Linked DNA regions of Homo sapiens: region 2 is linked to region 1. The links are chromatin loops, found by intact Hi-C in ENCODE. Cell type or tissue: PC-9. All regions are shown on one strand.

Region 1 (2,500 bases):
GGCATTGGTGAGATGGGTCAGAAAACCCTTTTCTGATGCCTGTCACGGTGTTTCTCACTGAATAGTAATGGTCTGACTTTGAGTGGGTTCCGTCCATAGCCTGGAGCTCTGCAAGCCAGGGACCGGGTGTGATTCACCTTTGTCTCTCCAGTGACAGTACACAGCAGGCTCCTATAAATCAATCTTTTCCTTCCTTCCTTCCTTCCTTCCTTCCTTCCTTCCTTCCTTCCTTCCTTCCTTCCTTCCTTCCTCCTTCCCTCCCTTCCTCTCTCTCTTTCTTTCTCCCTTTCTCTCTTTCTTTCTTTCTTTCTTTCTTTCTTTCTTTCTTTCTTTCTTTCTTTCTTCCTTCCTTCCTTCCTTCCTTCCTTCCTTCCTTCCTTCCTTCCTTCCTTTCTTCCTCTCTTATCTTTCTCTTTTGATGGAGTCTTGCTCTGTCGCCTGGCTGGAGTGCAGTGGCGCGATCTCGGCTCACTGCAACTTCTGCCTCCCTGGTTCAAGTGATTCTCCTGCCTCAGCCTCCGAAGTAGCTGGGACTACAGGCGCACGCCACCAAGCCCAGCTAATTTTTGTATTTTTAGTAAAGATGGGGTTTCACCATGTTGGCCAGGATGGTCTTGATCTCTTAACCTTGTGATCCACCTGCTTCAGCCTCCCAAAGTGCTGGGATTACAGGCATGAGCCACTGTGCCCAGCCTCAGATAAATATTTCTTACAAATAAAACTGAATAAAAAGTAGACACCTGCACAGGTGTGGGATGACTGAGCAGTGGCATAAGCAGGAGAAGTCAGCGTCCCCAGATCAGCTGATGTGGCATTTGGCTTCTAGGTAGCGGTGAGGCGCCAGGACGGGGACGGGGGTCCTGTGGCTCTGCTGCTCTGGGGACACTCCTAGGATTCAGAGTGTCTGTTGTTGTTACTGCACTTCACTTGCCCATTGGAACGTGATCAGAGGGTGTGGGGCTTCAGGTGACCCCACATGGGAAACGGCCAAGGAATGGTGGTATGGGCAGCACATGGTGGTTTTGTTTTTTTCTTAACCAATATTTGAAGGTCAGTTGTATGAAAAGCTGTTAGACTTATTCAGCCTACAGAGAGTAGTGTGAGGATCGGTGACTGCGAATCAGATACATTTTGTCTCCGGATGAAAAAGAACTGTTACAGTAGAGTAAGTTTCCTTGGAAAGTTACAAGTTTACTGGCAGAGTTCAGGCTGAGGCTGATGTTGAAAATACCTGTTAGAGTAAGTTTTAAGGTTACAAGGGCAGAGCTTGACCTGGAACCATTTCCTACTGATATCACATAGTAAGTATTATAAAAACTGTCCTTTGCAAGGGGACATTGCTTTATGATGCAGGCTGAGCCCCCTCTGACAGTTACTTCCAGCCTTTGTGGGTGGTTATAACTCCCTTATCTCATCTGTGACTTGGAGTTCATCCCGTATACCCTCTCTGCTCCAGCCCCGTCCCGTCCTTGACTGGTGAGACTGGTTAAGAGTTAAGTGCGTTTCCTGATGATAGTCACAAGGTGGCAGCCCTGCCTCTCTGGTGTTTTCTAAAACCTCTACCCAGATGCGGGCGAGTCTAAGAGGCTGTTAGGATTAAGAAAAGGTCACGAACGAGGTAAAATGTAAATGCCATTTTCCTTCTTTCTCCTGTGAGGTGACAAAGTTCAGATGAGTGTGAAATCACTGCATTTTAGAACTGGAAGACATTTCGGAGAACTGCTTCACAATCTTTAATGTGCTCACAGGTCACCCCAAGTTCTTGTTAAAATACGGATTCTGATCCTTCTGGTGGGGTCTGAGATTCTGCATTTCTGAGGAGCTTTTGGACATGTTGTTGCTGCTGGTTGGTGGGCCACACTTTGAGTAGCAAGGGTTGAGGGTCATTTAGACATTAATTCTCACTCCATGTGATTTATAGATGAAGAGATACCAAACTGCAGAGAGAGAATATAACTTGCCCTCCACAGCCATGCCCTTACTTTATGACTTTTTGCATTTAAACTCAGGGCTTCAGCTTCTCCATCCAGTTCTTTCTCCACACATCTCATGGCTCCTTCACTGTTGTTGGTGGCATCTCTTTAGCTTAGGAACCCAGAACCCCATTTTCACACCCTCTTTTGTCTTGTCTTTTCTGTAATCAGAAGATCAAGTTCACACGACTGTCTAGTGTTCATGCCTCTGCAACATATGATCCCCATTTAGCAAGCTTACCTAACTTCCCTGTTTTAAAATGGTTTCTTTCTGCTTTAACTCTCTCTGCTCCTACCTGTTCCCTACACATACCCTGTTCAGGGCTCTCGGTGGTAGTGGTGGTGGCATGGGCTCCGGTGTTAGACTCACTGAGGTTCTAATCCCACATCCACCAACAACCTTGGCAAGTTACTTCCCCTTTCTGAGGACGAGAATCCTCCTTGTGAAATATCCCCATATGGTGTTTGAGAAGAGCAAATAAAATAACATCTGCAAACCCACTCTTCTTCCTGGGACCTTCTTCAAA
Region 2 (2,500 bases), 150 kb after region 1:
GGCTCACGTCTGTGATCTCAGCTGCTTGAGAGGTTGAGGTGGGTGGATTGCTTGAGGACGGGAATTTGAGACAAAACATCTTTGTCCTATGCAATATTATCCATAAAATTACAGGTTTGAGATATGCTTAAATTTTCTTCTAACATGTATTAAAATAAACATATAACTTTTAATCATCATATTAAATTGTATTTAATATAAATTTATATACAATACATTTTTATATAATAAATTATATATATAAATGTATATATAATAGTTTTTCTTTTTTGAGATGGAGTCTGGCTCTGTCTCCCAGGCTGGAGTGCAGTGGCACGATCTCAGCTCACTGCAGCCTCCGCCTTCTGGGTTCAAACGATTCTCCTACCTCAGCCTCCCGAGTAGCTGGGATTACAGGCGCCTGCCGCCACGCCCAGCTAATTTTTGTACTTTTTTAGTAGAGATGGGGTTTCGCCATGTTGGCCAGGCTGGTCTCAAACACCTGACTTCAGGTGATATGCTGCCTCGGCCTCCCAAAGTGCTGGGATTACAGGCATGAGCCACCATGCCTGGCCTATATATTTTATATAATTATATAAAGTTTTCTATAATAAATTTTATATAATAATATATAAAATGGATATTTATTTAAGATAAAGTTATTAGTTTTATATATTTACATATATTTAGGAATAAATGTGTTACTGTGGGAGCCCAGTGCCCAGGCAGGTAGTCAGTACATGATGGTTGTCATTAGGGTTAATACTTTGGAATTCTGGATTTTTTCCCAAGAGAGTGTCTACGCTGGAATATTGGGCTTGTGGCTTTCTGCTGATGTGCATGTGTGAAGAAGCTACTTCCACTTATTAGGACTTGTGTATCTGTCTCGCAGTTTCACTACCTATTTTCTCGTGATGTTGGTCAAGTCGCCTAACTTTTCTGTGCCTCATTTACCTAATTTGTAGAATATGGGTAACAGTACACAAGTGTGAGTGTGTATTTCCCAGGACTGACCACTAGAGGGCGTGAAGGCACCGGCACTTACTATTACAGCAATGGGTGTAGTAGTGCTCGTGGTCGTAAACATCATTCTCCCATGAAAGGAACCAGGGCTTCCTGGGAGAAATAACTGATTCCAGGGCTGGGGCCGGAAAGCACAAGCGGAGCCTGGAGCATCTCGTGAGGCCAGAAAGTAAGGAGCCGGCTGAAAAATAATGGAGATCTGTCGAAAGGTCACAGATGCCAACCAGAAGGAGCTTTGAATGACCAATTTTGAGACAAAATGAGCACTATAAGAAATAATGATAGTAATAAATTCCAACCCATAAATACCCATGAGTTCCTACTAATATAAATAAATAATTGAATACATAAATATATAAGGATGAAGAAACAGCTTTTTCTTACAGCAGGATTCCAATTAATGAATGTAGAAGGAATGATCAAATAGAAAATCACTATTTGGCTAACAGCACAGTCAATTGTTTGTAGGCAAGAATTATCAATGGACTTTAAATATGAATGGGTAAAAGTATGATGATGCTACAACTAGTGAGTACCAAGGGGGAAAAAAAAGTATGTTGAGAAGAAACAGGCTACTTCCATATTCCCAAAGTATCACTTCAGGAGATACTTATTGATTATAATGGGACAAATAGTAACTTACAGTAGAGAAACCTGGCAACAGAGTCTCTCCGAGGTACAAAGGCTCTCTTCAGGAAGGAGGTAAGGGGAAGGAAGAAGAAAACACTGTCCTGCCTCAATTATTTGCTTTCCCCATTCTCAAGTGTACTTCATAGACATTCAAAGATATGTGTTGATAGTGTCCACGATCCACATGGCTCTATTATAGTCATTTATTCACACATACATTCAGTGAGGCTTTGAGTGCCTAATGTGTGCCTGATATTTGCTAGATGGTGGATGCTGAGAAGATCAGGTGTGCTGCTGTCTCTAGGGTGACTGAATCCACCTGCCCCACTTTACAGATGTGGAAATTAAAGTGAAAAGGATTTATAGGATTAGTTCACTGTCACAAGGTCACTAGCCTTAAAGTTACAGGAGTAAAGCAAGTTTCCTGACTTGCTAGATTTTCTGCTGCAGGTGCTGACAATGGTGAGCTCCAATAGGAGAGAGGACACTCAGAGTGAAGTGGGAGCCCTGAACACCCTGGATTAGCCAAGAGGACATGCCGGGTCCAGCTGTGACCGCACAAAGGACCATTGGGGATATTTGTATTCTCTTTTTCACTTAGAGCTTGAAATGAGGAAAACTAAGTGCAGAAAACCAAGAGTGGAAGATTTTTCACAAAGCACTGGTAACATGCATCAGAAAACCCTGTGCTGATGTCTGTCACGGTGTTTCTCACTGAACGGTAATAGTCTGGCTTTGAGTGTGTTCCCTCTACAGCCTGGAGTTCTGCGAGGCAGGGACCAGGTGTGATTCATCTTTGTCTCTCCAGTGACAGTACACAGCAGGCTCTGATAAATATTTCTTACAAAATAAAATGGAATAAAAAGTA

The links. A loop is a pair of places that touch in the nucleus more often than their neighbours do. Peaks named below come from ENCODE experiments on the same cell type or tissue, not always from the same donor. Only the 100,000 strongest peaks of a DNase experiment are listed, where the experiment ranks them.
Region 2: it touches region 1 in a loop (7-fold over the local background); 3 of 110 quality-filtered maps call a loop at or near these places.

Annotation. Positions count from the first base shown.
Region 1 is chr19:41,745,836-41,748,335 of GRCh38, reverse strand. No RefSeq gene overlaps it. Among named protein-coding and RNA genes, the nearest start is that of CEACAM6, 8.4 kb to the left of the region's middle. In PC-9, CTCF peaks have their summits at 1,324 and 1,524 (motif pointing right); a DNase peak (open chromatin) is centred at 1,535; H3K27ac peaks cover 393 bases.
Region 2 is chr19:41,596,255-41,598,754 of GRCh38, reverse strand. No RefSeq gene overlaps it. Among named protein-coding and RNA genes, the nearest start is that of CEACAM21, 21 kb to the right of the region's middle. In PC-9, CTCF peaks have their summits at 793 and 996 (motif pointing right); a DNase peak (open chromatin) is centred at 1,014.